2 separate regions of the Homo sapiens genome follow, and region 2 is linked to region 1. Evidence: chromatin loops called from intact Hi-C (ENCODE). Cell type or tissue: B cell. All regions are shown on one strand. Links, peaks and the distances in the headings refer to the core of each region. The heading gives the core; the rest is flanking DNA. Region 1 overlaps SETBP1 (SET binding protein 1). Region 2 overlaps SETBP1 (SET binding protein 1).

Evidence for each region. Hi-C counts contacts between places; a loop is a spot of excess contacts. Peaks named below come from ENCODE experiments on the same cell type or tissue, not always from the same donor. Only the 100,000 strongest peaks of a DNase experiment are listed, where the experiment ranks them.
Region 2: it touches region 1 in a loop (2.9-fold over the local background); 6 of 110 quality-filtered maps call a loop at or near these places.

The regions. Positions count from the first base shown.
Region 1 is chr18:44,717,669-44,728,270 of GRCh38, forward strand. All of the region lies in intron 2 of SETBP1 (SET binding protein 1), which reads left to right. Among named protein-coding and RNA genes, the nearest start is that of SETBP1, 42 kb to the left of the region's middle. RefSeq lists enhancers at 1-106, 7,666-7,715, 7,846-8,035 and a silencer at 4,433-4,482. In B cell, for the core only: no CTCF peak of the experiment used is centred there; DNase peaks (open chromatin) are centred at 5,823 and 6,816; H3K27ac peaks cover 2,500 bases.
Region 2 is chr18:44,792,539-44,803,946 of GRCh38, forward strand. All of the region lies in intron 2 of SETBP1 (SET binding protein 1), which reads left to right. Among named protein-coding and RNA genes, the nearest start is that of SETBP1, 120 kb to the left of the region's middle. RefSeq lists enhancers at 10,488-10,537, 10,596-11,078. In B cell, for the core only: no CTCF peak of the experiment used is centred there; a DNase peak (open chromatin) is centred at 6,083; H3K4me3 peaks cover 489 bases; H3K27ac peaks cover 2,500 bases.

The DNA.
Region 1 (10,602 bases), core at 4,784-7,283:
GGTAAAAATACATGAAATCCAAAAAGCTGTTCTTAAACACACCATTTCTTCCCTCCTCTCACTGGTGGACTAAGCCTGTGACCCAGAGCACTGAAGGACCTGAGGATTCCCTTAGAATAGAGTATAAAATAAAACAAAGATAAGAGAAAGACAGAGATAGAAGGTCAGAGAGGTTGAAGTTTTCTCTGTTTCTTCCTCCTAAGGACATAGAATTTTTCTAGATGACTTAAAATGCATATATGCATCTGTGTGTGTGTGTGTGTGCTTGTGTGTGCATTTTAACTTCTTAAAATATGTCATAGGTTCATAATAGTGTGGATTATAAGAAATGTAGCAACTTTACTAATGAACTCAACTTTACTCCTGAAACTAATAAGAGTTTTTGCTCAGCACTTTACCATATGGAATGATCTGGTTTTTAGTAAATGCTGTCTCCTGTTCATTTTTGAATATAATCCAGATATGAAAACAAGTCTTGCCTGAAGCAATGAGGGAGAAATAGCAGATAGGATCTAGAAACACTGGACTAGGTGAGGGAGGTTGAAAGTGATGGATGCCACAGATTGGGTAGCAGCAGGTGCAGGTCAGACCCTGGACCTGGAGTCAAGAATGGCCCTCATGCTCAGCCCTGCCAGCTGATTCATGCTGCACCTTGGGTTAGCCAGGGTCCCTCTTCAGAGCCCAGGGTCACCAAAAGCTGCAGATCCCAGAGCTGTGAGAGCAGGAGGAGCGGGAGAAGTGTCAAAAACAAAATTTGATTTCAGAACAGTGGGCTCTACTGAGTCTGAGAAAGATGTCCTAGTAGCAAAGAGAGAGAGAGAGAGAGCTAAGCTGAATGGAACCAGGATGGCCCTGCTGATGCTGCTTATCCACTTAAACTGCTCTCTTCCTTAGCATAACTGAGTCATTCATTCATTTATTCACTCATTCAACCAAATATATTTTCTTCAGTAACACTTTATTGCATGCCAGGCAGTACTATGGAGATGTAAGTGGGTATTGTCCCTCAGATGTTGCAAGTGGGGTACCGTTGTCTATTTGACTCATAAGCTGCAGACAGAAAGCTGTCTGTAGTTCTGGCTCTGGGGCTTTTCACAAATGTTTGTTGCTTCACCCAAGGTATTGGCAGCTTCCCACTGGTATCAGAGCTGCTGCAGATACTCTATAAGCAGAAAGCACCTCGTAGTATCTCAACTAGGACAGAGGATGTCAGAGCTTCTCAAAAAATAACTTGTAATTGACCGATTAATTTGACTGAGTAATAGGGACAGTCTGTGCCTAATTGGAAGGAAAGTCAAGAAACACCTTCAAGCAGAACAAGGTGAGATGTTAGTTGAAGGCTTCCATTCTGGTGTCTATGTGAAGACACATGGGGTTTTATGGTACTGATATATTTAATCTATGGGATGTCCTTGAAAGTCCCAGCATAGGAAGAGGAAGGTAGAATAGTAAGCTTGACAAGAAACCTGAAAAATCATGCATCACACATTTTGGAAGACGGAACAGAATCCAAAAAAAGTAGCAGAGGAAATAGAAGCAGAAATCTGATAAATTAGGGGAAGGTCAAAACACCTGAAAGGCCCAGTGTATTCGGGCAAATCAGGTTCAGAAGTGGAGGCCACGCGAGAGCTGACCACTTCATGGAGGAAGGTAAAAACTGCATCCGAGAGAGAATGTGTGCAAGGGGTGGAGGGCAGGGGAGTGGTATGTGCGTATGGGCGGCACCAGGATTTCAAGGTCTGAAGGGAAGGACTGCCTTTGAAAGTCTCCATTAGTTCAGATGACCTTTTCCGAGAAGGAATGGAGAGTACCCTGGAGGAGCCTGGTCTGTGATTCTGGGACCTTTTCAAAAATGCTTGTTGCTCCTCCACCCAAGGTACTGACAGCTTCCCACTGGTGTCAGAACTGCTGCAGATACCCTATAAGCAGAGAGGGGCTGCTCCAGTCTGGCCAGCTGTGCCCCACTCCACCTCCAGGGAAGAGCAGGTGCTGAACTTCTGGATACCTGCCTTTCCTTCTGGCTTCATTTCTAAATGACAGCTGACCTTTGCTCCCAATTTTAGACTTGCAGCAGATTCCTCTCTGGCTGGGCCCTGATTGCAGGAGCAGCAGTGGCCACTTCTGCTCATCTTATTTAACACTGGGAGATAATTGTTGGTCCTTGGAGCTTGTCATCCTCAGAAGACAGTCCAGCTGTGGGGGTCAGAGGTCAAAGCACACAGCCTGCTGGCAGTGGAGGCAAAGATCTGGATGGGAGGACAAACATGTGAGAAGATGTCAAATCTGGAGAGCATCCGGGGACTTCTCAGGCATTTGTGTCATTCTGTCCTCATGATTCTCTGAGGACCTCAGCTGAAGAGGGTGGCGCGCATTGGTTTGCATGTTAGAGAGAGTGCACTGTTGTGTGCTCATACACATATGTGTGAGCATGTATAGCCTCTGGGATGATAGATATTGCATACAATCTGATAGAGCCCTGGCTTAAGAAGCAAGAATTTTAGTCTCTCTCCCTAACCACCTGTGTTTCCTCACCTGCCTCTTGTTCTCAGAGGTCACCTCTTGAAATGAAGGCCATGAAGCAGAAGACACTGAAGTCCTTTCCAACTCTGATATTCCAGGACATCACCATAGAAATACCTATTCCTATAACTAACTAAGTATTCACATGAACATGATTATGTACATGTAAACAAATTTTATCGAATCAACAGTATAGTTTTCTCAATAGCCGCTGCTGTAGGTATCCAACATATATATTTGAGAAAAAAAGTAGACAAATTCAGCTACACCTAGTATGAATGATGCCTGGGAATGAAGAGAGGAACCACATGGGCACTTGAGCAGGTGACAGGATGCAGAGCCATCGCTCCCAGTTTAGACTGACTTGTCTGGCTTTTGGGGAAGCTTCCCAGTGTCTACCTTGTTAGGGAGGTTAGGCCCACGCATGGTGCTTATGTTGTACCCGATGGTGGAACATGTGAGAGAGTACAGGGAGGGATGGAGGAAGAAGCTTGAGTGGGCCTTGAAGAAAGCATAGGATTTAGGTGGGAGGGAAAGGGGTATAGGCAGTGTGCTTGAACACTGTGCAGAGGGCAAAGTGCTCATGGTGGGCAGCCTTGATCTGCTGGACTGCAGAGTTGACCTGGAAAATCTGGAGTGGAAGCTTCAGTAGGCCAGATCAGACAGATTTGACTTTTTCCTACGTGCACTAAGAAAGCAATGGAGCCCTCCAACCCCCACCCCCCACCCCAACCCCTTGGGGAGAAGAGAATGAAGGAATGTGCAGAGAGATGCTTTAGGACATCATACTGCGTCCAGCATTGGTGGGGAGTGAGCCCAGAGACTGGCTAGAAATTGATGGCAGCACCCAGCGAAGGGCATGAGTGGCCTTGAGTTCTGTCATCACATACAGAGAAGAGGCTGAGAGAGCCTTCTGGGACGTGGAAAGGAGCCACCTCTAAGGTCTCTATTCTTGTGACCTAGAGAAGTTCAGGTGTTTTTTTGAAGAAGTAATTGATTTCTTTTCTTAAGAATTCATAAGCATCTTACTGACACTTATTGAAAGCTGACTGGAAAGGGCCTTGCATGAAGAAGAGCTCTGGGTATGCACAAAGGTCCTGAATCCAGCCTCTGTCTTGGAGTTTTGTTTCCAGGAGTTATGCCTCATATAGGAATGCACAGAGGAAAGACTGCATCAAGTGTTTCTTCCTTTGCTGCATAAAGCCAAAGTTTACTTTCTGTATATGAGGCCAGTTGTAACCCATCATGTGAGAAGGTTTGGATTTCATCTGATAGGTTCACTGTCTGTTTCTAGTCCATTTTGTTTTGTCTATTCTTTGCCACTCATTTCTTTTCTGCTACTGGGTTCTCCAGCTCAGCACGGGACTCCATAAATCTCTTCTTTTCTACCCCTTTCTCCAAATAAGGGTTTTAGGGAAATGGTGTAGGTGGGTCGGGGGCGGGGGAGAAGTCAGCATATGTTTGCTTCCACAGTATCTCCTTTTAAATCTATGTTACCCGCTTTAAATATGACCCATTCACACTGTGGATGAACGAGTTGCACTTTTTCTGTGTTGAAAAGGAACAAGAATGCATATGGCCATGAGGGGGACTTTTCCTTACCCTCAGAAGGTGGGGGAAGAGGGCAATGGTGTGAAAGAATGAATTAGTTCTGGCAAATCTTGTTAGTGTCCATTGTAAGCAGAGAAGCTACCTAAGCCATCTGTGGTCACTTGCAAAATTGTTCCTTGTTTGTTCAGGCTCCCCACCGAAGCAAATCTTTGTGGCTTCTGATAATTTGCATATTGTCACTTGTTTGCCAACTAGAGGGTATCTGGACATGTGTATGTGAGAGGGCATCTGCGTGGACATGCATGTGAAATCTTTGTGGCTTCTGATAATTTGCATATTGTCACTTGTTTGCCAACTAGAGGGTATCTGGACATGTGTATGTGAGAGGGCATCTGCGTGGACATGCATGTGTGTACCGAAAAGAGCCCAGCATTGGTATGACATTGACATAGATGTTTGGGGGGCCTGGATTTGACTGGGCTCTAAGCTCAGTAGGAGAGGAAGGAATCCTGGGAACCTGTTTATATTATTTTGGGATATTCCTAGTCACCATCTCCGGTCGCCTTTTTGTGCCCCCTTCCCTTGCTGCCCTACCTTCCCATGAGTCCCCTGCTGCCCTACCTTCTCACACAATTTTGCCTCAATTCTTGTGCTTAATGGGTGGTGTGTGTGAGCAAGAGGCAGAACGTATTTAGGGCAGCTTGTTATAAGCTAAGGGAGATGTTAGAGTAGTATTTGCTACCAATGGATCCTTCTATGTCAAAGATACTGTTGTTTTGTCTCAATTAATTCTACAGTGTTTATGGGGACCTATTGTAGACCCTCCTGCAGAGCAGCAGTATTCGGGTGCTGCAGCTGTCTAAAGGCTGCATGGCCACCATGATTTCTGTCTTCCAGTGGTGAGCATCACGTGCTCTGTGGATGGGATGAACAAAATTCGGGAGTACGCTCATGAAGGGACTGGTTATTGGGTTCTGATGGTCACTAAAGGATTCCCATCTGAGTGCTTGTAGAAGGCTGATGATTGTGAAGGGCATGTCTTCAGGACGGTTCTCTAGTAGGCTTCTAGGATTCCAGATTGGCCAAAGAAAATGGTAAATGCAAATCTGCAAAAATTAAACAGCACAAATACCGTTTCTTTTCATCATCACAATATCCTATGGGAAGGATAATGTAATAGGATTAGAATCTAGGACAAAAATGGGAGTCCTTCTGAGTTTTATTTTTAACAGCACCAATAACTAATTGTATGACATTGGTAATTTAACCCATTTAGGCTGGAGGTTGAAAATTTTTGGGTGTGAAAAATCAGACCTTGGTGATGACCTTGAGCAGTAGGATATAAATAACTCCCACAAGCTTAGTGTTCCAATAATGGAACACTAGGCATAACTGGGTTAATTGGACAAAATTTCCCTACCCCTTAATTTCTCCTTTGTGAAGTGGGTAATCTTGCCTTTTCCTTCTCCTTCTCTTCCTCTCACTTCCTTTTATATGAGACAAACTCTGCCTATAAAGAAAGTTGCTGCTTTCATCTCTTCAGAAGTCCTCTTTTTATACTGTCAGGCGGTATTCTCCATAGCTATTTGAGAGGGTCACACTGTTTTTTATTGCTTGATGGATACACACAAAGAATGTTAAAGCAGAAAGAGACCTTGAAGATCATCAGAGCTGTCTTCCCTTCACAGATGAGGACATAGAGCCCAGATCAGTGATGTCTCGTGATTTGTTCAAGATCACATGGCAATCAGCGACAGTCGGCGGGGGGAAAAAAAACAACACCCTTTTTAGTCATCACAAAGCTGAGTGCTAAAAATGAGACAGGAGACTGAATTGCTGTGGCCGGTCATTGCCACTGCATGGGAGTCTGCCCCAACTATTTGCTTGGCCCATCTTATTACAGTTTGGCACTTCTCTCTTGAACCTTCCTGAACCTACCACGCCTTTGCCCAGGATAATCAGATAAAGGGGCCTTTTATTTCCCAGCTGCCCTGTGCATGCAGCATTCAGAGAAGAGGGGCTGGCAGTGGGGGTGGGGAGGGGAGAAAACATTTGTCTTTCAATACTGGCCTGACATGAAAGCTTCACTGCCGGGCATTTTGAGAACCCAGCTAAATAATGGTCGCAGCCAAGACAAAAGATAAAACTGACCCACTAGTTATGCAGTTACTTAAACATGATTTACCCTGCATAATGCTGCCTGGGACCTGAGGGTCTCGTTTTTAACGAGCCAAGAGACAGAACTATTAATTACATGGGAAGGAGTGCTATCAGAGAGCAAAGTAGTCATTGCCAACGAAAAAGTCCTGAAATATTCCACGCCTTTCTCAAATACTCACAGAAACACCCAGAAGTGGCACAGCTCACATGTTGGTGGACACAGGCAAGGATGGGGAAATGATGAGTCCCAGTGGTTCTAATGTTGGATGTCACAGGGCTGGGGGTTTAGCTGGAGCCAGGGAAGTTGCAGTGGTTAGAGGAAGTTGGGACAGGGGTTTAGAAGCAAATTATCTTGTGGTTTGGCTGAATGTGAATGTTGGGAAAAGTCAAAGAGGAGCTCTGCATCTTACTGCTCTAGCGGACATGATTTCCATTTTATTTCTGCATCTTACAGCCAACCCCTGAGCCTCTAATCTCAGTGACATGCCCATTTAAGGGAGTTAGGATATAGGGTGGGGGAGGGGAGCTGGCCTAGACCAGAGAAGAGGCTCTGAAGACCAGAGATAGGTAAGTGAGAGTGGGAGTCTGTTTACAGATTGTCTCTCATCCACTGTGATATGTTAATTTTTCTGAGCATCTTTTGATCAGATAAGCAAATCTCAGAAGCACAGCTCTTGTTCTGATTGCTTTAGGGGCATCACTGTACCTCTTGTGGTTAAACATAGTAGCCTGTGACACCAGCCCTGGAGTGGAGTGTCTGGGCTGGGAGGATGAGAAGGTAAAGCCTAGAGGATTTGAAGAGGACAGGGTCAAGGGTTAAAGGACAGGGGTTAGCAGCAGGCAAAGGCCCAGGATTGAAATATTTGCTGAAGGCTGACAGGCAGCAGAATAGAGGCAGACAAGTGGCAAATTCCTGTTTTCTCCTCTAATTGAGAAAATATTTTGAGTGGTATTCAGTCAGACTACATAATGAGTGGGGGTGGGGCTGGAAGTGGAAAGAAAGAATATGAATGAGCAAGAATATTATTAAATTACTGCAAGAAGCCAAAGTGTGTGCAGAGTTCAAGGAGCTGTATGAATGTGCCCTCCTTCCTTGCTTCCTAATTTGGGATGCACAGCATTCATTTCTTCACTCACTCATTTAGCACATGGTCACTGGCAATGGGGGTTTACTTTCAAAGGAGGGTTTAGTAGCTGCCCATAGAGTTACCATCAGATAAATGTAAAAGGGGCCAGTTTTCTCTCCCAAGGCTAGGGAGACACATAAGCAGGTGATTGCAACACGTGAGACTCCCATCTTGATGCTGTTATTGTTCTTTTCTTTTCAACATCTAAATCTGGTAATCATCTGTATCTGCTCACAGTTTGGGGAATAATTTCATATAATTTCACATCTAAGAGAGACTATAAAGTGATTCCTGCACTAAGTCTGGCTATCCCAGGGCCTCTGTTCTTAATGAGTTACCTGTACTGTCCAAGGAATTGTGTAGCAAAACTGGGTTGGGGGGTGTGTGTGGAGGGGCAGAGTCTGGGTTTGGGGAAGTAGTTAGGAAACAAAGCAGTTATGTCTTGACTCAACCATAACCAGCCTGCCCTTGCTTGAAAGATTCGGCTTTCATATTTTAGGAGCACAGGTTCATTTTGTTTTCTAGGCTGACAGTGAATAGCACTGATGGTTTATTCACCAGGACCTTTCCTGAATTATAGGGGCATATAGCTGGGAAGGCCTTTAGGGTCATTTTGCCAATAGGAACCCACAGAAGTTAAGGGACATCCTCCCGGTGCTATGTGAGGTTGTGGCAGAGCTGGGACCTCCTCCCCCTCGGCCCCCTGACTTCCCAGCGGCTCTGGGTGTGCTGTCACCTCTTCCAGGAAGTGATGACTCAGATTATTTTCATCAACATACCTCCCCCCTCCAACTCCGTTTTCTTCCCACAGCCACCAAAGCCAATAATAGACTAAGGCAGTTTCAGTTTTAGACAATTTCCTTTTTTACTTAGAAATCTATGGTTAGAAAAGGGTGTAGGGTGGTAATAGTGGCCAGGGGTGGGGAGGGAGGCATGAGAAGCTTCAAAGGGGATGGGCATCTCCTGGCTCTCTGGTGGCCTGGATGGAATTAGAACCAAGAACTTTCATATGACCTTGAGTAGATCTCTAAAAGATTCCTTCCCTCTGAAGTTTTTTGACTTTTAAGTTCAGAAGGGAATTTCCTTTCCACCAATTCAGGGACCATTCCTAAAGCTTCATGAAACCCTTACATAATTTTTAAACTTTAACAACTAACTCATGTGAGTTGTTACACATAGCTTGTAAGTGACATTTCAAGCCTTCTTGATTTTCATTCCAACAGTTCTAGATACATAATACATTCTTTTCAAGGAAGGTAGGGACTTTGTTTTGTTGTAGTAACTAAAGCTGGCAATCATTGAAAGAGATTATGAATAATCAAATAATAATACTTATCTCTTGAGTTCTGTATGGGAGGCACCAATCTAAGCCTACTACCTGCAAATGTATATGTAATCCTCCCCAAAACTCTTAAGAGGTAAATCTTACTGTTCTCATTTTGCTGATGAGTTAACTGGCATGGGGAGGTTGAATAACTTGCCAAATGACATCTAGAGAGTATATAAAAGAGGTAGTGTTTGAAGTCCAGTTAGTCTGATTTCAAAGTTCATATTCTTAAACACAAAGCTATATAGGACCGCCTCCCATTTGCAGATTAGAAGTCATAAACTGTAATAATATTACTTTCAAATTTCATCACGTGTTTGATTCTAAGTGACATGAACTTGAAGTTTATTAAATATGTAAAGTACACAAAGACTTCATAAAGGCCCTATTTTTAATAAATGCCTCAAGCCACACAACTGTGTGCTTCGTTACATAATTTGTTTTTGTAATAATACGTGGAGAAGAGCCCAAGATGAAAGGGCTGGCTAGATTATTGTGTGTCAGTTGTGCACACACTCTGTTTCTGTTTTTCATTCTGGGATCAACTGGGGAGATAAATCCATTTGCCATTGATCTTACCATCGTGAGGGTGGAGTGGTTATCAGAGGATCCTGGAAAGTTTAAAGCATTATCCAAATGCAAAATAAAAGAGGTGGACAGCTTTTTATTTTTTTTAACACTATAAACATGTTTCAGTTTTGCTGTTCAGACTCTTCTCTCTGAAGTCCTTTTCCATAATGTTCGTTTGGGTAACTAGCATTGGAACATTTGGATAACTCAGTGTTTGAGCTCTCTGGATGAGTTGCATGCATTTGACTGAAATATTTGATCACTGTGTGTGTGTGTGTGTGTGTGTGTGTGTGTGTTGATACCCAAATAAAACAAACTCTTAAGGTTTTACTGTCAGTGTCCTTATTTCTGTCTCTCACTTTGGGGTGAGAGATTAGGATAAGTGATATCTGCAGAGGTTCCTGTCTTGAGGCAGGGCCTTCCTTCTCATTTGAAAGCATCTTAAGGATTTGTTGCTGAATGCCTATCTTCCTGTGGTTCACAAAGACGCATTCAGATGACATTCTAAACTTGCTGCTTTCACGGCAGCCTTTTCAGTGAGTGGCCAGCATCACTTTTCAGTGTGGGGGGATGGACAGTAGGTGGACACTGTCTATGTATGAGCCCTGTAGTAAGTTGCCAACTGAATGGTTTGAGATGTCCAGAATGTTCCCTTCAACCTCAAAGGAACAACAATCATTTACGCAACCCCTACTGTGTCTTCACCAAGCTCTCAAAACACCTTAAATATGAAATCTCTACCACCATCATAAAATCAGATTCTCGAAGGTGAAAGAGAATTATCCTGAGTTTCCTCACAGACATTTAGCCAATCTCCTTGGTGCTTTGTGGGTGGCCTTTCTATTGTTGAACACTTCTGGGCTGAGATGCTGCTTCCCTTGTTGGGTCAAAGTAATCCAACAAGTAATTCTTCTTATAGCCCCCACTTCTTGGTCTTATCTAACCCTCAAACACAGAAGCTGTGCTAGAGAGTTAGTGACACTTTGCTCAGAACCCAAATTAAACCCAGAGCAATTGTATCCAATAAAAAAAAGAGACTGAATTTGAGGGGAGGTCCTTACACGTACCATTTATCCCCTGTTTGCTCTACCGTCACTTATTAGGTTCACTCTGAAGAATTAATGAAGGCTATCTCAGGAAGAAAAGCAAAGTCTTCTCTCATTTAAGACTCACTACTTAGAAATATGCTAATTCTGAGAGACAGAATAATGCACTTCTACTCCATTGTGATCACTTTTGCACAGTTTGGCTACTTTATTCAAATTCCTGTATTGTACTGTCTGATTTATTCCAGAGAGCAGGACAATCAAGAGACAGGCAGAAGTAGAAACCTTCTGGAGATTTAGC
Region 2 (11,408 bases), core at 4,867-7,366, 75 kb after region 1:
ATGTGTACTTTTCCTGTTGCCCACCACCGCCTGGAGTACCTGGACCGGATGCCCACGTTCCTCCCCCTGCTGAGCAGGATGTGTTAATTGTCTTTTGCCCGGCCACTTCCACCTCTCCTCTGCCTCCCCTCCATGCACACCACACAGACAAAGTAGGAATATGCTTTTTGATGTTGGCTGGTTTTAGAAGTTTGCCTCCCACCTTTTTTTCTCTTTCCAAAGGAGAACAACCTGAATACCACACACAGTGTTATCTAGCTCTGACTTTGAAGAGGAATTTCTCCCCTTAGGGCTCTATTCCTGGTATAGCATAATCTAGGAGAAAAAAAAAAAAGTTTATCCCAGGGAAGCCAAGTCAGCCGAGAGTTATTCAGAGTGTCTGACTGCTTGTTATATTTAGAAACTACCCGGAGGAGAGCTTTGAGAATGCAAGAGCCTTCCAACTACGAGTGGTCCTGTTGGATTCTCCTTCTGGTTACATGGAGTGGCCAGATGAAGAAAGTCTCCCTGACTATTATTATTTGGGAATCATGGGATAAGAGAAAAAGCAGAAATGCAGCTATAGAGTGTGACAGCCGTAGAATTAAAATCTAGGGTCTCCAAATTATTGTGTCCAAACCTCCCCTTTTGCAGATGCATGTGCTGAATGAGCCGTCATTGGTCTGCTGAACCTCAGTTTTTTTATCTATAAAATGAGGCAGCTGGGTGGAATCAGTGTTCTAAACCTTTGCTGCACATTAAGATTATCTGGGGAGTTTGTTAATAATAGAGATGCTGGGGCCACACAACCAGAGATTCTGATTGAAAAGGCCTGGTGCACACTGAGCACCGGCATATTGCCAGTGCCCCTCCTCAGGGGAATTCTAATTTCCAGCCCTGGTTGACATCACTGGGCCAGATCAGTGCTTCTCAAAGTGTGGTCTCAGGACCAGAAGCAGCAGCATTACCTGGGAACTTGTTAGAAACGCCTATACTTGGACCCCACCCCAGACATACTGAATTAGAGACTTGGGTGGTGGGGACCCCCTGTGTGTTCTATTAAGCTCTCCAGGTGGTTCTTATGCATGAGACAGTTTGAAAAGAACAATAGATTGGATAACTTTTTAAGGGGTGCCTACTAGGTTTCAAACATAATCCTATAAACAGCCTAGATAGGGTACAAGATCAAGCCAAGGCCACACAGATGGATAAATATGTAGGGGAGCCCTTACCAGAATCCAGGCTTTTTGAACTGCTATCCAGAACTCTTTTAATTATCCAATTAGGAAGATGTTTAGGATTCATGGCATGTCATTCCAGTCTCTCTTTCTCTCTCTTCCCCTCCCTCTGTTGAGCTTCTTGTGGGCCAAAGGATTGTGGAGGACATGTTATTTTTAGTTCATGATATACTTACAGTACAGAATATGTTAATTGCAAAAAGAAATTGTTCTTTAATTCTTAGCCATTAACAAGGGGTTAGTCAGAGTTGGACTATTGGCCGCTTCTTTGGTTTCTGTAACTACTGTGACTGAACAGATTTTTTGGAGGTTGGTTGGCAGGTAAATGTAAAGATAATAACAGCCTGCAGAGTATGAACAGGGGAGGGCTAAATAAGAGGGGGAATGGGGACACCAGCAGCACCTTTCCCTTGGGACACAACTGTAACCCTTTTAGCTCTTCTAAAATAGCTAAGATTGCAGCCATTGTACGGCATTTTGTAAAATTCACTGTCTGTGATGGATACAGCTGTATTCTTAAACAGAAATGACTTTTAGGACTGAATTTTTGATGCACTAAGAGATCATTTTATTTAGTTGTCCTAGAGATAAATGCTGCACCCCACCACCAAGAGGTGGAACTGGGACTAGAAGCTTGCTCTTCTCATGCTCAGGCTGAGGTACTGGAGTCGGAAAGAGCAGAGGGGACTTCCAGGAAGATATGGTCGTGTACAAAACTTGGGAGATTACTGGAGGCAATGAGATCGTAATTCAGAGGCTCCCAGGGCTGACAGAAGGAGTTTTAGACATTGCCCAGCACATCTCTCATTTTATAGAAGAGGATTTTGAAGTTTGGATGAGGAAAGTAACCTGCTGGGAAGTCACAAAGGGTTGCAATGACCCCAGCCCTCTTGGTGTCGTTCTTACCCAGTGCTGTCCCTAACATATCACCTCATTGTCTAAAGTCACTCAAATAAACAACAGGAAGATTTGCTGGACCTCCTACCTTCACATACCACTGCAGGCTCTTCAATAAATGGTATTGGGTAGGGATGTGACTTGGGATCGTGATTCATTTTGTTTAGGGATGACTATTGGTGGCAAAATGTGTCTTAGGATCTGAGATTTGTATGTGATAATTCTTCCTTGGGTTATCAAGCAGGAAACATTCATGGATGCAAGACATTCTACCTAATATTATAGACGAGGCTCAGATGCGGTGGAGGATCAAGGCTTACCCAGATTTGAAAATGTGGCAGAGGCCCTCCCCTCTAGTTTCAAGAAAAATATGATTCCTGTGCTCCAGAAAAGTAAGTTGATAAAGTGCTGCTTCTACCTAAGTGCAATAAATCTAGTATAAAATAGCAGTGTCTTATGAGGGGATGTTATTGTGAATAAGGTCACTGCTTGCCATAGTCAATGGTCTACCAGTTCCATGGATATTTTCCCACTCCTCTCTTTCTCTTTTTCTTGAAATACCATGACTTATTAAAATGCCACAGTGATGGTGATGAGCCCTGAAATAGCATGGGTGGTCTCTTAGTTGTTCGGTCTCAGGTTCCTTTTAGATCCTCATAGTGTCAGGAACCCTGACCAGTTTATAATTCACTCATTGCTACTTGGCACATCGAACACCAAGTCTTCTTCCTCATAGCCTGAGTCTCCTTCGGTAGCTATAGCTGTTATTAGAAGTAGAGTGGGAGTGATTGAGCGGTTTTAGATCAGGTTTACTGACTAAGAGTAGCAGGGGAAACTGTGTCTCATTCTGCCCACCTATTGATTCTGGGGTTTCTAAACTCATCTACTGGTTACATCCAGGGTGATTATTATCTGATGAAAACCTGAAGAATGTTTTTAAGGTGGAAAAGGCTACAGATAACAGGTGTATTTTTAAAAGCCTGACAAGAATACGTGTATTTTATGTATTTTATACATACAATGTTTTATGCTAACCCTCAAATTTTGAACATTTAAAATCATTGCTTAGAAAATCACCATACAGATACAAAAGCATACATACATACACATGTGGCCTTGCCTTGTTAAATAGAACTCAGTCAACATAAGCTCTTCTCTCTCTAATTGTTAGAGAGTAACACAGAGATATTGTCAGTCTTTAAAAATGGGTAGAGCAGTTTGGCCCTACACTAAACATCCCTAGACTATGATTTTACATTGGTTCCTGTGCTGTCTTTTTATATCATTTGAGTTTTCTTTCTCACTGTGAAGATGCTAGTTCTTCTCCTTTTCCACTGTTAATAAACATAACCAGCTCTTTCACCAAACTAACCTTCCAATTTGTGCTTCTAATCTGCTGTGGATGGGATACGACATAATCAAGCTGGTGAAAAATGTGCTGAATGTTGGAGCAAACTGATCCCGAATTAAGACTCAAGTAGATCTTCTATAATGGAGTTCTCTTTCCACAGATTTTTCATTTTCAGTCAGCTCAGTGAATTTATTTATCGGGTATTTGCAAAATGAACATCAATATTTTATGTATTGAATTTCCCTTAGGATTATGATTCCTTCCAGAGTCACAGAGGAAATGGGAAAAGAATTATATATATGACTGAATTAAGTAAAGTTTTAGAGCTAGAACGGTTCCTGCCTATTGCGCTAGGAGAGACCTCCAGGATAATCTAGAATTATCTAGTGGTAATCTAGACCAGTGCTTGTCCATCCTCACTGAATGCACGTAAGAATGACCTGGGGAACTATTAAAATACCAATGCCTGTTTCCCTCCTAAAGAGATGCTTATCTGGGGTGGAGCCCCACAATCTGTATTTGTTAAAAGCTCTTTATGTGATTCCAACTGCAGCATGAGTTGAGAATCAGGCATCTCATACAAGTCTCTCACATTACAGATGAATAGTCTGAGGCCCAGGGAGTGGAAGTGACAGGCAATACAGCATTGTCTATGCCCACAGTCAGCAGCAATCCCTGCACATGGCAGAATACTGTTATGATAGCCTTCTTTCAATGTAGGGTTTCCCTGTCTAAACAGCTCCTATTCCTTCAGCTTTTTCTCAAGTGACATGATTTCAGAACTTGGCCAGCACATGCAAGCCTGCTACACACACACGCGCACACACATGCATACACACACATACACACACCACTTTTATCAACTGTGGGATGCTCTACTGTAGCAAAATAATAATCTCTACTTTATTTTGTCTCTCTCTCTTCTCCCTTATCCCCTTTTCCCTTCTGGACTTCCGCCTACCTGAAGGGGGGTAAATGAGGCCTCAGGAATGCACTTGCTCAATATTGTTCTCTGAACTTGATCTGCCAGTGATGTATTAATTAGCTGGGGCACTGCACCTTAACGAACAGGTTACAGGCAGATCCTGGTGTGTGTTAATGCTTAACCAGAGATGTTCAGCAGTGGTCTCATTTGTGGCCTCAATGTAAAGAGAGAACTGTTCTTATTGTATTTTTATAGATGTTTTCTTACTTGTAAGTGTTGACGTATTGGTTTCAATGCCATATGTCAGCATATTTGCTATATGTTGTCTCACATATGTTTAAATTTTTGAATAATAGCACTTTCTGTGTAAGTTATAACTCCTAAGCTTCAATTTATACATGTTTTTCTCCCATGCATGTGTAACTGTGTATGGCATAGCTTTCACTCTGTCATTACATGTTTTAAATTTACCTTAAAATCAATGAATGTCATGTATTTTGCATTAATCGCAGAGCAATATGATACTGCTAGCTGTCATGACTTATTCTCTGTTAACCATGATGAAAAGCACCAAGCCACTACCCTGTCCCTACCCCTGGTGTAGCCTGGTGAGAGGTGGCCCCATCCAGGCTGAGTCACAGATGCAGGTTCAGGATCTCTTAGAATTCTCTTGGCGAAAATGGTAGCTCTCTCTTGCGCCACCTCCCAGCTGCAAAACAGAGTCCTGCTCTTTCCTTGAACCCAGTACTCTGGGGGCTGATGTTAATGGAGGACAGGTAGAAAACAGAAAGTGCATGAACCTCCAGGTGCGCCATGGAGAGAGCTCATTCCCACAGCAATTAGAGATTTTTTTTTTCTTTTCTTGAGAACACAGCATATTTTGCCCACAATTATACTTTTGCATTGACTTCCCAAACTCTCTTTCTCTTTAGCAGTCCACCTCTCTGATCTCATCTCAAATCCAGAGCCATCCTGTTCCGGAAGATAACCCAGGTTGTCATAGAGCTTGGCAGGTGGATTCATGTTGGGCTTGCTCTTGATGCTGGTGTCTTATGAACACATTCCCTGACATCTAAGCAGTCACCTGTTCTACTAAAAGCATATAGGATCCATTTGTGGACCCAAACGCTATGGATGCTTTTAGGCCAGGAAATATACACAGAGACACAAAGTGTTATATGCAACATCTGGAGATTCATAGACCCTCTTAGGAGGACCATAATCACAAAATAAGAATCCTTGGGTGCAGGGATGGACTGTTCCCTCCCAAGAAATAACATAATGTTGAGAACATGTAGACTTTCAAGACATAGTTGCTGAAACCATAACAAAAAAAATGGTGTTCAAAAATCATAAAATCTGAAGATCTCATAGATAGATCATTTAGTGGAAGCCATTCATTTTACTCATGAGAAAATTGGGCCCCAGAGAAGGAAGGTGGCTCCCTAAGGCCACACTGAGGTTAATTACAGAAATGGAAATGTCCCTCTGACCATCTTTTCTTTCTGGAACAATGAAATCCTTCCACCTAAGTGAAGGTGGACTTAACTTGGCTTTTTCTTGGGTTCTTTATAACTCCTTGAGGTATAGGAAGATACCCAGGAATCAAACTTATACCCCAGGGTGGAAAGAAAAACCAAAGTGGCTGAATCTAAAATAGCACTTCCCCTTTATGAGGAAAGTCATCATTTTTCCGGCAACAGGGGCTTTCCACAATGGTATCTCTGGGTTATAAGGAAACCTCTACTCTTCTCTGATGCTGTGTTTTTAATTTGTGGGGAGCTGGAAACCTCACACTGAGACTGAACTTAACATATTGCCCTAGGAATGGAGGTCACTTACGTGTAGCTCAGCTGTTTTCCTAAGCATTCAAAAGACCAAAATAACTCTCGCTTATCTCCTATCTTGGAGCCTGAGACCTGAACAAACATTATGTAGAGGTAAGTGTAACTTGCCCAAGGTCAGCCCCATACTTAGCCTGAAGTCAACTCATCCACATTTCATGCACTTGCCTCCACTGATAGGCAGTGCTAGGCCTCTGCTGGATTTTTTCCATCCTTTGGTTCCTCAGTGAATCAATCAATTATTTGCTTGTGTTTATTGGACTTCAGCTGTATATTAATTAGCCATTGTGGTGGGCACTGTGGACGAGATCTGGCCTACAAGAAACTTTTATGTGTTGGAGAAGTAAAATCAAAGCTTGAGGATTTTTATGAACAGAATTATGACTGTCATTAACATCTTATATTTGTGTAGACATTTAAAATGGCTGTGTGTTCCCCATAATAGCTTTAATAGACAGGTGAGAACCTTTGTGTAAGAGTGGACAGGGCCTTTCCATAGGTTGTTCTCTCTGCTTGGGATTTTTCCTGTTCCCTCCACTAGCCTCCTATGCATGCCCCACCTAAACTTGGCCTTGTTCTGAAGTCAGATCAAGTATAGGTTTTTTTCCGAGAAGCCTTGCCTATTAGATCCTGCAGCCACCCCAGATCACAGAAATGCAGGCATGCGTAGAAACACATTCCTTACCTCCTAAAACTCATCTCCTAAAACTGCACTCTTGCGCATGTGTGTGCTTATTGAAATGATGTCTCTCTACCTCCAGGTTGTGAGCTGGGTGTAGGGAAACCACAAAGATTGCTGCAGCATCACAGGGATAGTAATATCGCAGATGAACCATGATCACACTAGGCTTGAAGAAGGAGGATCAGTTTCAGAATGTGTAGGTTTGCTGGGGATGCGGAGCTAAAAAGAGGGCACAAGCAAGCTCTGTTGGAGGTATACTTGATAGGAGCTGTGGCCTTTGGTTAAGGACACAGCTAGCCTGGGGTGACCCAGCATGGAGGAAGCTGGGAAAACAATACTTCTGACCTCACTCACCTCCCTTTTGTGATCTCCTGCTGGTGCCCCTTCTTGGCTAAAACCAAAGGGTAAAGGAACCTGAATGTGTAGGTATAGAAATCAGCATCACTGGCTAGATAGCAGACCAAGAGGCAAGGGCAAGATGTCCTGCCCAGTGTGGAAGCTACCCCAGTCTTTGTTCCTTTCATCTCCTTTTCAGGTCAGTACCTTGGAAACTGTGGACAGCTGTTCATGACTGACAAATCATTCCCTACCAGAGTTAATATTTACTCCCCTTTGGCTACTGGGACCTTAGGAACCAGGTGTGTGATGGGCAGGGAAATTGTCAAAACTCAGGCTGGTGGTTGTCAGTGGTTTCTCTGGCCTGAGGGAAGTGGATTTTTATTTTATGCTAGGAGACCTCAAGGCTAATTATTCACCAAGTTGTGGTGGCTACCGTCTTAGCCCAACATAAATTTTAAAAATGCCTGCTTTGGATGTCATTTCCTTTTGATGTTTGGGGTAAGTGATGCTTCTGCTTTCACTTTCTTTTGGGGGCTGGGAGTCCTTTAGAAGCAGCAATGAAAAAAGCAGGGATTTATATTGGGATTCTGTTTATAATTCTTGAAGGATATCTATCCCCATTCTCAGATTTGATCTTCACACCAACCCTGGTGGCCTTCCGAGCACGGATCCGACAATCAAAATGTAAATAAACAGTTTCAAAATGGCAAGAACTTTGAAGAAAACCTGTGGTGCTGGGAAGGGCAGGAAGCTTTCCTGATGCATCTGTGCAGAGGGGTGAGCAGGAGTGAGCCAGTGAATGGAGAAGGGAAGAGCAGCCCAGCAATGAGGACGTTTTTCCAAAAGACCCCAAGAGGGAGTAGTTATGGCTGAGGAAATTTTGAGGAACTGGAAGATCCATGTAGGTCCAATGAACTGATGAGAAACAGTGGGAAATGAGACTGGAGTGAGTACCTGCCCCATCCTTGTTGACCGGGAGAGAAAATTACTGTCCCTAGCTTAAAAGCAGTGGGTGCCATTAAAAGACACATGCACACGTATGTTTATTGCGGCACTATTCGCCAATAGCAAAGGCTTGGAACCAACCCAAATGTCCATCAATGATAGACTGGATAAAGAAAATGTGGCACATATACACCATGGAATACTATGCAGCCATAAAAAAGGATGAGTTCACGTCCTTTGTAGGGACATGGATGAAGCTGCAAACCATCATTCTCAGCAAACTACCATAAGGACAAAAAACCAAACACTGCATGTTCTCACTCATAGGTGGGAATTGAACAATGAGAACACTTGGACATAGGAAGGGGAATATCACACACCGGGGCCTGTCGTGGGGTAGGAGGAGCGGGGAGGGATAGCATTAGGAGATATACCTAATGTAAATGACGAGTTAATGGGTGCAGCACACCAACATGGCACATGTATACATATGTAACAAACCTGCACATTGTGCACATGTACCCTAGAAATTAAAGTATTTAAAAAAAAAAGGTTAAGTAGGGGCAGGACAAGATCAGATTTGTTTGTAAAGAGATCCTTCTGGAAGTTCTAGGCAGCTACTCTTGTAGCTTGAGTGAGGGTTGAGGATGGGGCATTAGACAGAGAATGAGACAGGTTTGGGATCTGTTTCGAGGTAGAAGAAAGGAACTTCTTGACAGGGACATGACTGCCTTTGGAAAGTCATCCAGTTGAAGTGTGACATGAGTACTGTCACTACACAGCCATACTCAGCAGTAGAAGCCTTGACTTTGTTACCAATGAGGAGTATGTGTGTGCATGTGCACAGGTTTGCATATGTGTGTGGATTTGTGTGTGTGTTTCTCAACATTGGGACCATTCATGGTTGAATGACTTTTGAAGGTTGAGATGAATTTTATTTTTTTAATTTGAAAACAAATATTACACTTGTTTATTGAGCTTGCCATATAAAAAGAATGAGGTGTGCGAAAGGGAGTAATTTAACAAAGACTTTTTTTTTTTTTTTGTAATTTCTTGGTCTTTGATTTAGTTTACCCAGAATCCAAAAGGAGCACTTCCTACGTTGTGGTAGTTAAATTGTTCCTTTTCCAAGCAGACATGCCTATAAAGTCATTAATGTATTTATGGGGAACCATCTGGCCACTGGAAATGATCCATTTCATACCCTAATGAGAATGTTCTTCTCAGCCCTTCAGTCCAGCCCAGGTTAAAGGAATTAGACAGCCTGTAGGTGAACTCTGGCTACAGTAAATTTCTCACCCCACCTGGCACTTGCCTCCTTTCTTGCTCTCCTCTGCCAGGCAGAAATAATTGGCATACACCGTCCTCCAGGGAATCTCCTTTTCAAGGTTCAGATCAGAGCTGGTGCTTCCATCATTTTTTTTGCATCAATGTCACTGGCCCTGAATCTTTTTCTGAAACAGAGACAGTCATTCTTCTGAGGATCCAAATATTTTCTATGATAGTTTCTGCTCACCTTTCCTAGTCTGGTTTCATGGAAGAAAGATTCATAGATAAGTAGGTTGATTCTTGGAAAGAACCTTTGTGCAGATGGCTTTTGTTCCAGGAATCAATTATGAAGACCCACTGATACTTGTCAAGGCACAGGATTGGGGACTTTAGCTTTGCGAAAGTGTCTGACTATATACAACCAAAGAATAAGCGACAACTTTGCTTATTTGATCTCATTCAACTGGAATGCTCTCTTTCCTTGTCAGTACCCCATTCATTCTTCAAGAAAGGAGTGTCTTCCTCTGAAAAATATTCCTAGACTTCTTAGATTCCAGGTGTATCTTCCTTCCTCAGCATTCATCTTGAGCCCATGTATCTATTCCTTGTCCCACCCATGTGATTGCTTTATGCACACATCATAACTGAATCTGCTTGAGAGAGAAGGGAATGCCTATGTGTGGTTTGTCTCACAAAATCTAATAAGATGCCATATCCAGAACGATGACTCATAGTTACTTAATGAATTATTCAGGTCAAGCATGGCTTTCTCAACTATTCCTAGACTTTTCACTTCTCCTTAGTAATAGCAGGTCTTCATTTCTGGCCATGGGGTATGCACGTCGGTAACCTGCCAGTCCTCCAAGAACCAAGCTTTTTGTTTGTTTTTTGTTTTTGTTTTGTTTTCAGTAGGAATCAGCTATGTTCCCCTGGCATCAGAGGAAACCTGTAGGTATTTCTGTGGGTCATTTGGGCCTGGGTGTCCTTGAGTAGACGTTGAAAAGTATTCTTCCAAAGCACAGAGCCCCATGCGGAGTTAAAGCAAAGATCAGAAAACCAGAGAAGGTCTCGGGAGAGAACACACCATATAAGGTAAGGGCCAATATTTGCTTGCAGGGATTGGGGGAAGGGACATCCTTAGGAACCGAGAGTAATGACTTTGGTCTTCTGAAAGTGCTGTTCTGTTATATAGCAGGCCATTAAACTATGTTAACAGTCATATCAGTTATGTTCAAAATGCTGCTCCTTTGTATATAAACACAGTGGAGTTCTGTAGCTGTGAAGGCCCAGGCCCTTGGCACGGCTGTTCCAGGGTAGGTAGTAAAACGTTTCTTCAGGACTCTGCAGCAGCTGCCCTAATGGAACACTATTGACTTGAGTTACATCGGAGCTAAATATAGCTGGTGCAGTCATGTCCACAGGATTGCATCTGATAGCCAGGACAGAATGTGCTTCTTAGAGACATGCACTTCTTAGACTGAGTCTCCCAGAAGCTGCTTCGAGACTCCTGCCCTTTCCCTTTCCTCCATTATTTTCTCTCTTGATTACTCTTTCTTTTCACTTTTCCTCTTCCAGCTTTCCTGTTCTTCCCCTCTCCATACTTTAGGTCTCACTTCCTCAATAGTGAAAACAAGGAGTTGGGCATCTTTAAACTACCATTCTTAAATTCTTACATTTATCTTTTCTCTCTGTATTCTTTTCTCTTCACCTCTTTTTCACTATTTTTCTCATTCTTTACATTTCTTAATTTTTCTCTATAACTCTTTCACTTTATCCACCTCTAAACAGGGTATATTCTTTAAAAGAAACTTTTTCCTATCTAGCTAAAATTTACTGTTTTCAGGAAGAAAACTCAGATTTAGACAATTGAATATTTTTTCATTAAGTAGTGATGTCTTCTCATGGTCTGTTGCAAAATGACAGAGAAGTATGAGGTAAA